Linked DNA regions of Homo sapiens: region 1 is linked to region 2. The links are chromatin loops, found by intact Hi-C in ENCODE. Cell type or tissue: ovary. All regions are shown on one strand. Links, peaks and the distances in the headings refer to the core of each region. The heading gives the core; the rest is flanking DNA.

Region 1 (5,377 bases), core at 94-5,093, 200 kb before region 2:
GGAGGACAGGTTCCAGGCCTCTCTCCTTGGCTTGTCCATGACCATGTTCATGGTCACACTGTGTTCTCCTTGTGTGTGTGTGTGTGTCTGTCGCCACATTTCCCTTTTTCTGTAGGGACACCAGTCATATGGGCTGATGCCTCACCCTGATAACTCGATTTAACTTGGTAAAGACCCTCCCTCCACATAAGCTCCCATTCTGAGGTACTTAGGATTAGGACTTCAGCACATGCATTTCAAGAGGGACACAGTTTAGCCCATTGCACGCATCCTGGGGCCAGGTGCAGGGAGCACACAGCGTCAGATGGAAGATGGTCATGGCCATCCTGAGCAGCTGGGTGGGGCGCTGTGGAGGAGAGCCCGAAGGCCAGGCTGATGGGCTCTGGTCCAGCACAACTGCAACTGCACGGGGCTGATGGGGGTTTGTGATGCTGACTGTTGTGATGCTTTGTTCACAGGAGGCTGGGTGACGGCAGTGAGGGGAAAAGACAAGGTTAGCTATGAGCCCAGCACCTCAAGAAGGAACTGAGCCCGGGATTTTTTTTTTTTTCATCATCCCGAAGCAGAAATTGCATACCATGAGGGCCAGGTGCTGGGCTACCTTGTCTCTTGACCTTCCAGGTCCTCACTGCAACCTGGAAACAGAGACACTCACTGTTGCCATACCCTTGGCCTTCCCATCACCAAGGCTGGGCAGAGTGGTTTGGACTAAAGATTTGATAATTAGGAAAAAATTAAAGCCCCAGCTCATCTTCTCATCTTCCCCTTCCAGGGAGAACACAGAGAGGACTGGGCCTGGAGAGAAGAAGCCGACCGAGCATGTTCCGGGGAACCGGCCATGGCCCCCCAGGGCTCACCAACCAAGGGGAACTGCAGGGAAACAGCTTCGTGGAAAAACTCCCTGCCTCTTCCTTTTCCCCTTCTTCCCTCCCTCGGTCCTTCCCTCTAGTCTACCACAGCCCTCCCCTGCAGCACACACAGTCTGGATACTGGCCACATCCTTAAATACAGGCCTTGCCCTGGAGTGGCTCCCTGGGTAGTCAAACTAATTCTCAAATCAATATGTCATGTATCATGGGCATACTATATCACATATGACATATGTGATGTATATGTATATGTGTTAGGTAACATCCAATGATATCATGGAAAGACAAGTCCCTCACTCCCTGCTGAAATTTTCAGCTGCGATGTGACCTCGGAGTGGGGGCTGTGCGGCGGGGTCGAATTCCTCAGGGGAGAGACTGCCTCGTGCTTTTATTAGGGGGTAGAGTTTAAAAGCATATGTATTTAGCATTATGAGTATAAATTCTGCATTAAGAATATAAATTCTAGTTCTATGAATATAAATTCTACGTTTGGAAGAGGAAACTACAAACTTAGAAAAAATAACATAAACTGCAGAAAATTAACAGATTTTTTGCCTTGTGGAGCATAGAAAATCCACCTCCTGCGGTGACGGCACCCTTACCCTCATTTACTCCCATCCGGAGTCTATGGGGGAGGTCAGCGTGGGGAAAGAGATGCTCAGCTTCGTCCAAAGCGGTTTCCAAAGGTCCCAGAACCCAGGGCTGTAGACGCAGAAGGCGGGGCGGTGTCCACACTCGCGCACCGCAGCCCGGTGGCTCTCAGGCCCCCACCAGGCGCGACCCTTCCCTCTCCTCTGCCACCTGGAAGGGACGGAGCACCTGACGCGCGCATCGGGGGCAAACGCCGCAAGTTTCTGTGACGTGAGGTCTTTGCAGGTTGCCGGGGCCTTCCTCCCACAGGGACACGCGGCCTGCGCCCTCCTAGGCGTGCAGGTGCGGCTGGGAACTGGCGCCCTTCAAAGCCCCAGTGTCCCGGAGCCGACAGCGCGCGGGTGGAGGAGCTGCAGAAAGGGGCCCACGCCGCAAAGGCGCTGTTGTCGAGGTCCCCCATGGGGTTCCAGGGCTGGTGCTGGCGAGCCCCGGCCGCGCCGCCCCATCTTTACCGCGCACCCCGGCCGCTCCGCCCCCTCTACCGCGCACCCCGGCCGCGCCGCCCCCTCTACCGCGCACTCCGGCCCGCCCAGCCCCCGCGGCCCCGCGTTCCCCGCCTCCCGCGGCTCCTCAGCCCAGCGGCCAGCAGGGGATGCTGCCGGGCTCCGAGGCCCGGGTCCTGCGCGGCGCCGCGGGGAGACACGCGAGTCCCGGGCCGGCGCCGCCCTAGGCCGGGAGGGTGTGCAGCGTGACTGCGGCGAGCCCCGACGCCCGAGAAGCGGGGACCTGCTCTCGGGGGGATTCTTTGGAGACAGCCTGGGCGCTGGGGAATCCGGCGGGTGGGGAGGACCCAGCTCGGCCCTTGAGGCGCTCAGGCCTAGTCCAGGCCATACAGGTGTGCAGGACAGGGACCAGCCACAGGCCGCACGCACCTTAATATGCAGTGAATAAAAAAGACCAGACGGACCTGGGGTTGATGACGCCATCTGAACAAAGCGTCCCCGCCCCACATACCGTTCGCCCCTCCTGAGTCCGTCTCGTCGGTGGGAGCAGAGCCAGGGAAAATCACTAAGGACTCTCCCCTCCAAGGCGAGGACTTGCCTGACCCGCTTAGGCAGCGCCAGCCTCCCAGGTGCAGGTGGCTTCGCCCTCCCCTAGCTGGAGTTAGGGTGTGTCCATGCTCTGAGTCCTGGACTCCAGGAGGTACTCACCGTGTCAGCAGAAGGACGCATGAATCTATTTGAGGTCACGTACCAAAGAGCTGCAGCGCCTGGCTCCTTAATGCAGAGGCATTAGGAAGCGAGTTGTCTACTTGCGATGAATGATGAAGGACTCCACTTTACAGAGGAAGAGAGAAAACCTTGCCGCAAATCAGTCACCTTCGGACTCCAACCTAATTGACCAAAGTTAGGTTATTGATGAGGTTATTGATGGGCTGGACACCAGTGAGCTGAGAACGAGCAGTAGTTAATCCCCAGTGTCCACAAAGAGCCTGATGGCCACTGTCCCTCCATGTCCCCTCCCGGCCCAGGAGTCAGCCAGGCACCTGGGCACCGTTCACTGGGTTTTCCTGCAGGGCTGTGTGGGGGTGAGCACAGGGTGGCCCCTCTCCTTCCCGAACCCTTAATTTCTTATTGTTATATGTGTCCTTCTCACAGGGGAAGCTGAACCCAGGATGAGCTTATTCAAAAATATGTTTTTCTATTCCCCTCAAAAGGAATTGGCAGTAAACGTGTTTCTCTTTTTTACTCTCTGGAATTTTATCTGTATCTTGAAATTCCTGCCAAAACCCACAATCTAAGGCGATGCATTATTTAAAAATCAACTGAATTTCAACTAGAAATGGAATGTGAACATTATAAAGCAGAAGCTACTCTTCAGCTCTTTTCCTGGTTCCCCAGAGAAACCAGGCAAGGAGATGATGTGGGGGTTGGTCAGAATCTGGGGGAGACAAAGGGTGGGCTTCCTGGGGCCTGTGCTTCTTGGGGCCAGTTAGCTGGGTGACCTCAGGAGACACCCGACGGTGTCTCAATTCTCTCACTGCTGAAAGAGGCGGGTGGGACCTATGGATTGTCCGTATCCCTTCCAGCTTGGATCTGTCATTCCACGGCTAGGTGCTGAGAGCCTACAGGTCCCACTTGGCAGCCTTCCGAGTTACCTGCTTGGGGAAGGTTTCATGATGCATGGTTTGCATCCTGTCCCCTGAGTAAAGGGTCTTCTCGTGAATCCCTCAGATCTTCTCGTACCCTTCTCCAACTGTCAACATACAGATCAATGTGAAAAAAGACACTGATTTATTTCTGTTTTACTTATTTATTTTTTGGAAATGGGGCTTTGAGCTGTGGCCCAGGTTGGAATGCAGTGGCACCATCATAGCTCACTGTAACCTCAAACTTCTGGCCTCAAGGGATCCCCCACCTCAGCCTCGAAAAACTCTGGGATTACAAGCATGAACCAGTGCACCAGGCCCTGATTTGTCTCTGAATCATGAAGTTTTGCCAGTTGTCTTGCAGATAGAATGCTTTAGCATGTGTTTGTGTTGTAATCTGAAGCTAATGATTGTAACCTCTTTGGGACACCCTGGTACCCTCCAATGGAAAGGACAACTCCAATGTAAGGAGTGCCCTCCCCTCCCTGCTCCTAAACTTTCTCATAGAACTATTCTGACCCTGGAACAATCCTCACATTTGGCTTCCAGTAAACCTTTCTCAAATTATTTCTGCCTCAATAGCCTTAATTTTGGCTGACAGTATTTAGCAGTTTAACTGCAATAGAGTTAAATTTTATACATTGTGTGTGTGAGAGGGGGAAGTGTGGGGATTTCAAGTCAGCAGACTTGCAGTCTTGGAGTGAGGAAGGCTTTTAAAATTTTGAACCCAAACCCAGATACATTAAAAAAACAATAAAATCAACCACACAAAAATCTTCTGAATGAAAAAAGACCCATAAAATAGTCATGACAAAAAAAAAAAAAAAACACCAAACAAACAAACAAAAGGAAAGGCATCCCAAATCAAGGGACTAATTTATTCTTTAATAAACAAAGAGTGCCTCCAAATCAAACAGAAAAAGATCAACAGAGAAAGAGGTAAAAATATCTATCTATCTATATATATATATATACACTAATGGCCAATAAACATGTTGATATATGCCCCATTTCATTAGAGGGTGCAAAGTTGAACCATGAGCTTTCTCCCATAGCTGTATTGACCAGGTACCTTCATATATTGCAGATGAGGGTATGCATTGATTAAACCTACTGGCTGGTAATAATTATCAAATTAAAAACACTCATACCTTTTGACTTAGGAATTGTACTTCCAGGAATTTATCCAACATATCTTTTGGTAAGTGTTCGAGGCAGATGTGCAAAGTTAATCACACAGCATCGCAAGAGTGAAAGATGGGAAACCACCTGCTAATAGGGAACTGATTGAATAAATTACCATGTATCCACAAAAGGGAATGGCATCGCACACTTGCTGAAAGCGTCAGGCAGCTCTGTATTTGCTGATGCATGTTTCTAATATATCTTGGTGAATGCAGAAAAGCAAGGCGCGGATGGGCAGAATCTCTGGCGTCTGTCTACTTTACATGGATCTCTCTGGAAAGACATGCAGGGAGCCTGATCCAGGGCTCATCTCTCGAGAGGAGACTGAGTGCCTCATGGATGGCAATTAGAGGGAAACACATTGTATACCTTTAAATTTTGTTCCACATCTGTGTATTACTTGTTAAAAATAAATAGGGCACTTAAAAAGAGTAAAGTTAACTCCTATGGGAGAACATTTGTGTGGTCAGAATGAAAGTGTGGTGGCTTTTGCACTGGAATTGGAGTGGATCTTCTCCACGTCAGCCTCTGATGAAGGAGTGGCTTGTAGTGAGGAAACCCGTCCTCAAACTCTGGCTGGGAA
Region 2 (5,377 bases), core at 76-5,075:
TTGCACTTTTTGCCTCCATGGGCTGCTCAGCCAATGACTGAGTGAGTGATGCAGGAAGGCTAAGGTTTGTCCATTCCTGGGGACTCTGCTGGTGAGCGATTTTGGTTTGGGGGCTTCTCAGTGGTCTTACCAAACTCTCCTTAGGACTGTACCACAGTCTAAGATGCTTCTAGACTCCCTTTGTTTCCTCCCTCCCTCCCTCCTTCCTTCCCTCCCTCTCTCCCTCCCTTCTTTTGGGATCAGACCTGCATTTTGTTCTGATGGTTCTTCCAGCCATGCTGGTTCCCTTTTTCTGTCACATGTATTTCTTCTAAGAAAGTTCTTGTTTAATCCCATCCTGGGATCTGCTCCTCAGAGGACGTGGACTAACGAAACTACAGCCACCTTCTAGAAAGTGAAGGAGGTGAGCCCAGTTCTCTTGTCTTGCGTATTAATAGCCAGGTATTTGTTCAAAGTTGTGCAGATGTTGGTCCTGTCTCCTCTGAGCTTCCATCCTCCATAATGAAGAATTTTCATATATTCTTACTTAGTTTTCTGAAAAAGCGCTTTCTTTTTGCTTTTTTCAGATGCTTTCTGCTGTACAGTCTCCTGGTTATCTGTCTTTCTTGATCAGAACCGGAGCAGGTGTTCCAGGCCTGCGTGCACCACGATTTTCTGCAAGGTAAGACTTTGTTTTCTGGGTCATCCACAATGAGAAGAGCATATGTGAGAAGAGAAATTGAGCATAGCTCATTTCTCTTTGGAGTGTTTAAGACAAACTTAGACTTCAACTGAAAGTCATTAATTTTTACAAAACGCTATGAGATAACAGGGCTTACACCGTGTGCCGAAAGACCCAGGAGGGTGAAGTTGCTATGCAGCCTAGAAAAGTTTGTATTTCTATGCTTGTGTGTATAATCTGCTAAGGAGTTAGATGTCTTACCTTATCCCTATTTCTGTAATGCTGTCCTGCCCTCTCTTTTGAGCTTGTGACAATTTGTAAAAAAAAAAAAACAACAAAACAACAACAACAACAACAAAAAAACAAAGCTGATAGTGAAAGCCAACTGCATACTTCCATTTGCTGATTGGATCACATGCCAGTCTGTATTAGTGTAATCTCATCTTTTTGCTTTTAAAAATTTGATCACATACATCACACAGAATTCCAGGTAGAGCTGCACATTGCTGCAAATATTGCATAGAAAGGAAAACAGAAGAGAAGAGAAATCTTACGGCTTCTCAATGCTTGTTAGTGTAAAAAAAGATACAATTTCTATTTTTTTATTGCACAAGTCAGGCACTCTCATTGGTATGTGAATCTAATAGAATGAACGGGAAACCTAATTTATTTGAACATTCATGTGTCAATGTAGCTCTTGAGGGAAAATAATGTCAGCATTTTCTATCAGATGAAATTATTCTGTCTCCTAATTCTGTATTTAGGGATACTTTTTTGGCTTTCTTTTGACCACATATGGTTCAAATTATAGTAGCTTCCTTTAGGGTTATGAAGAATAAATGAGACAGTCTATAATCTATAAAATATGTTCCAAAATGGCAGATATTGTCATCAGTATGATCATGACCATCACCATCATCACCGTCATCATCATCACCATCATCATCAAACAACAGAGTTGCAAATCTTCCCTTCTGCTAGAACTACTAATGTGCTGAAAATCTTCAAAGTGAGAAGCAGAAACCAGCTGTTCCTTCCTCTGGGTAGGAGAGCTGCATTTTTTTTTTTTAAACTTAAGCTGAATCTGGCTCTTAGAATAAATTAGAATGAATGGCAAAACATGTTCCAAATGATACCACTAAGGGCTTTGGATGCTGATGGAGCGATAATAGTGTGAATGAAAAAAAAAAAAAGGTAAAGAAGAAGGGAAAAAACAGCCTCCAGATTTCAAGGTCACCAAGTATCAGAAGTAAGGAAATTTCCTAGGGGCAGCTCATGTCGACTTCGGAGGGAAAACAAGGCGACAAAACGTATAGTCAGCAATGCTCTGTAGGCTTTCTGCACACGGCTTCCTACCAGGCCGACCTTCTGACTTACTGGAATTTTCCAACCTAATTTCATTTACATTTGGGGACTGGAGTGTTGAAATGTTAAAACGTTTCTTATAAACAAGCCAACAGTATTATGTTGCTAAATAAAGGGAAAGCAGCCATTACTTAGCTGTTTGAGTAAAAGGAAGAATTTCAATGTAGGTTTTTTGTTTGTTTATCTTTTTGTTTATTTATTTTTTTTTTTGAGACGGAGTCTCGCTCTGTCTCCAGGCTGGAGTGCAGTGGCGCGATCTCGGCTCACTGCAACCTCCGCCTCTTGGGTTCAAGCGATTCTCCTGCTTCAGCCTCTTAAGTAGCTGGAATTACAGGCACCTGCCACCACACCCAGCTAATTTTTGCATTTTTAGTAGAGACGGGGGTTTCACCATGTTGGCCAGGATGGTCTTGATCTCTTGACCTCGTGATCTGCCTACCTCGGACTCCCAAAATGCTGGGATTACAGGCGTGAGCCACCGTGCCCGGTCTCAATGTAGGTTTAAGTGGGCTTGGGATGCTTTTTGTTTCAGCAGGGAACAATCTTCACTGGAGTAGTCATTGTGGACAACTGGGAGATGAGTGCTTTAGAAACTGTAGCTGATGGTTAATCACAGGGACTAACACCATCATTATGCTCGTTATGGCCTGGTCCTGAATTAAACATCCCGCGATCACAATACAGACAACGAGTGCTGCTGGTCTTGAGCAGAGAAGGAGGGGTGTTACAGTTGAGTTATATCCCCTCAAAAAAGATATGTTGGAGTCCTGACCTCCAGCGCCTCCAAACGCAACCTGATTTGGAGATGGCATCTTCACAGAGGTAATTCAGTGAAAAACTCCAGTCATCAGGGTGGGCTCTAATCCAACCCGACTGGCGTCCTCATGAAAAGGGGAAATTTTGGCCACAGAGACACACACAGGGACAACACCGCGTGAAGCTGGAGGTGGAGAGGAGGGATGCTTCTGCCAGCCAAGGAACAGCAACCACTGCCAGCAACCACCAGCAGCCGGGAGAGAGGCCTAGAACACGACAGTGAAGCTTCCGGCTGTGTCCAGGACTTTAACAAACATGTTCCTGAAGTTTCATTATTGAGTCTAATGCTTTCTCTATGTTCTTAGTAGATAAAACATCTTTCATCAGGTTTAGAAAGTTCTTTTCTATTCTTAGTTTTCTCAAAGGTTTCTTTTTAATTTAATTTAATGTAATTTTATTTTATTGAGATGGAGTCTCGCTCCGTCGCCAGGCTGGAGTGCAGTGGTGCGATCTTGGCTCCTGCAGCCTCCGCCTCCCAGGTTCAAGGGATTCTCCTGCCTCAGCCTCCCGAGTAGCTGGGACTACAGGTGCGTGCCTCCACGCCCAGCTAATTTTTGTATTTTTAGTAGAGACGGGGTTTCACTATGTTGGCCAGGATGGTCTTGATCTGTTGACCTCGTGATCTGCCCGCCTCAGCCTCCCAAAGTGCTGGGAATACAAATGTAAGCCATCATGCCCAGCCTCTTTTTTATTTTTAAATCATGATTTGGGTTCAATTTTATTAATATCCAGTGTCTACTTAAAAAATCTACCTGAGGTATTTTATCTCCTTTAATCCTTAACAGACTGTTATAATAATGGATTTTATGATATTTCATAATTCATGCAATCCTAGGAAAAGCACAATGGATCATAACTTTTTTCCCAATGTGATGGGTGACAGGTTGTATTTTTCAAAAACAGCTTTGTGAAAGGAAAATAAATCTTGGGACCCCAAAATCACTAAGCCAAAAGGAAAAGCCAAGTTGGGAACTGCTTAGGGCGAACCTGCCTCCCATTCTGTTCCTAAAAAACGTAGCTACTAAGATTAAAAAGCGACATAACTCCCTCACAAGGAATTTCTCTGTGGACAAAGGACAGACAGAATTCAAAGTTGCCCTCTGCTCACTGAGATAAATGCATATCTGATTGCCTCCTTTGGAAAGGCTAATCAGGAACTCAAAAGAATGCAACGATTCGTCTCTCACCTACCTATGACCTGGAAACTGCCTCCCTGCTTCTAGTTGCCCTGCCTTTCCGGGTGGAACCACTGTACATACATATATTGACTGATGTCTCACGTCTCCCTAAAATGTATAAAACCAAGCTGTGCCCTTGGGCCCATGTTGTCAGGACCTCCTGAGGCTGTGTGACAGGCAGGTGTCTTTAACTTTGGCAAATAAACTTCCTAAATTGACTGAGACCTGTCTGTCTCAGATACTTGGGGTTCACGGCTTCAACAAGTTCTCATCTCACCTGCTCCTCTATCAATGTGACTTCTTACTTCTTCCACCGGGAAGACAGGTTATGTTCCCTCCCTGGGGATCTAAATGTGCCCTGGCTGTCGGGGGACTTCCCAGGCAAGGTCATAAGAGGTGGTGCTGCTTTCACCTGCTTCTCCTGAGCTCTGTGCTCTTGGCACCCTGCCACCATCAGGGAGGAAGCTCCCAAATCCCAGGGACACACCCACACGGGGGGGATGTGTGGTCGCCAGCCCACAGCCCCGCTGAATAAGCCATTGTGAAAGCAGGTCCTTCAGCCTCCAGTGAAGCCACCCCAGCCCATGTGACATGGAGCAGAGAGAAGCTGTGAACGCCATGCACAGGCCACAATGCAGATTTGTGGGTAAAATGAAGGACTGAGGTTGTTTTACGCCACTAAGTTTTGGCATGGTTTGCTATACAGCAATAGATGCCTGATGCATGACAACTGATCTAATTCTGATAATATCTTACTTAAGACTTTTGTATCTACTTTCATAAGGAAGATTGACCTATATTTTCTTGTATTGTCCTTGATGATTTTCATATAAAAGTTATACTGCTCTTTCAAAATGAGCTGGGATGTATTTCTTCTTTTTCTAGTCTCTGAATGTATCTGGGTAAGTTTGAAATTATTTGTTCTTTAATGTTTGATTTTTAAACAATTAGTATAAAAAACTGTCCGAGCTTATGTCTCTCCTATCTTTGAAAGAGATTTTTGCCTACTGGCCAGTTTATTGAAAGACTAGGAACTATTCTAATTGTTTATTTTTCTTAAGTTAATTTCTGGTAGTTTCCTAGAAAATTGTTTATATCTTCTAAGCTTTCAAAATTATGAACATATAAGTTTTACCCTCACCCTCACTCATTTATAATACTGTATATTTTTCTCTTTTAGCACCTTTCTTTTCTTCTTCTCTGATGAGACTTGCCAGAAGTATATATATTTGACTCATCTTTTCAACAATCAACTTTTCTTCATTTTTATCTTTCCAGCTTCGAATGCAGCTAGACAGAAAACTAATGCAATAGTTCTCATTTTCATCAGTGTCTGTCTTTACTTTTGTCACCCCTT

The links. Peaks named below come from ENCODE experiments on the same cell type or tissue, not always from the same donor. Only the 100,000 strongest peaks of a DNase experiment are listed, where the experiment ranks them.
Region 1: it touches region 2 in a loop (2.4-fold over the local background); 24 of 110 quality-filtered maps call a loop at or near these places.

The regions. Positions count from the first base shown.
Region 1 is chr5:6,579,896-6,585,272 of GRCh38, reverse strand. LINC01018 (long intergenic non-protein coding RNA 1018) reads right to left here and starts at 3,137. Exons shown (of 5, transcript NR_024423.2): 1 at 3,007-3,137; 2 at 2,672-2,853; 3 at 1,472-1,670. RefSeq lists silencers at 1,797-1,958, 2,006-2,055. In ovary, for the core only: a CTCF peak has its summit at 2,129 (motif pointing right); no DNase peak of the experiment used is centred there; H3K4me3 peaks cover 1,950 bases; H3K27ac peaks cover 2,237 bases.
Region 2 is chr5:6,382,678-6,388,054 of GRCh38, reverse strand. No RefSeq gene overlaps it. Among named protein-coding and RNA genes, the nearest start is that of MED10, 6.8 kb to the right of the region's middle. In ovary, for the core only: no CTCF peak of the experiment used is centred there; no DNase peak of the experiment used is centred there.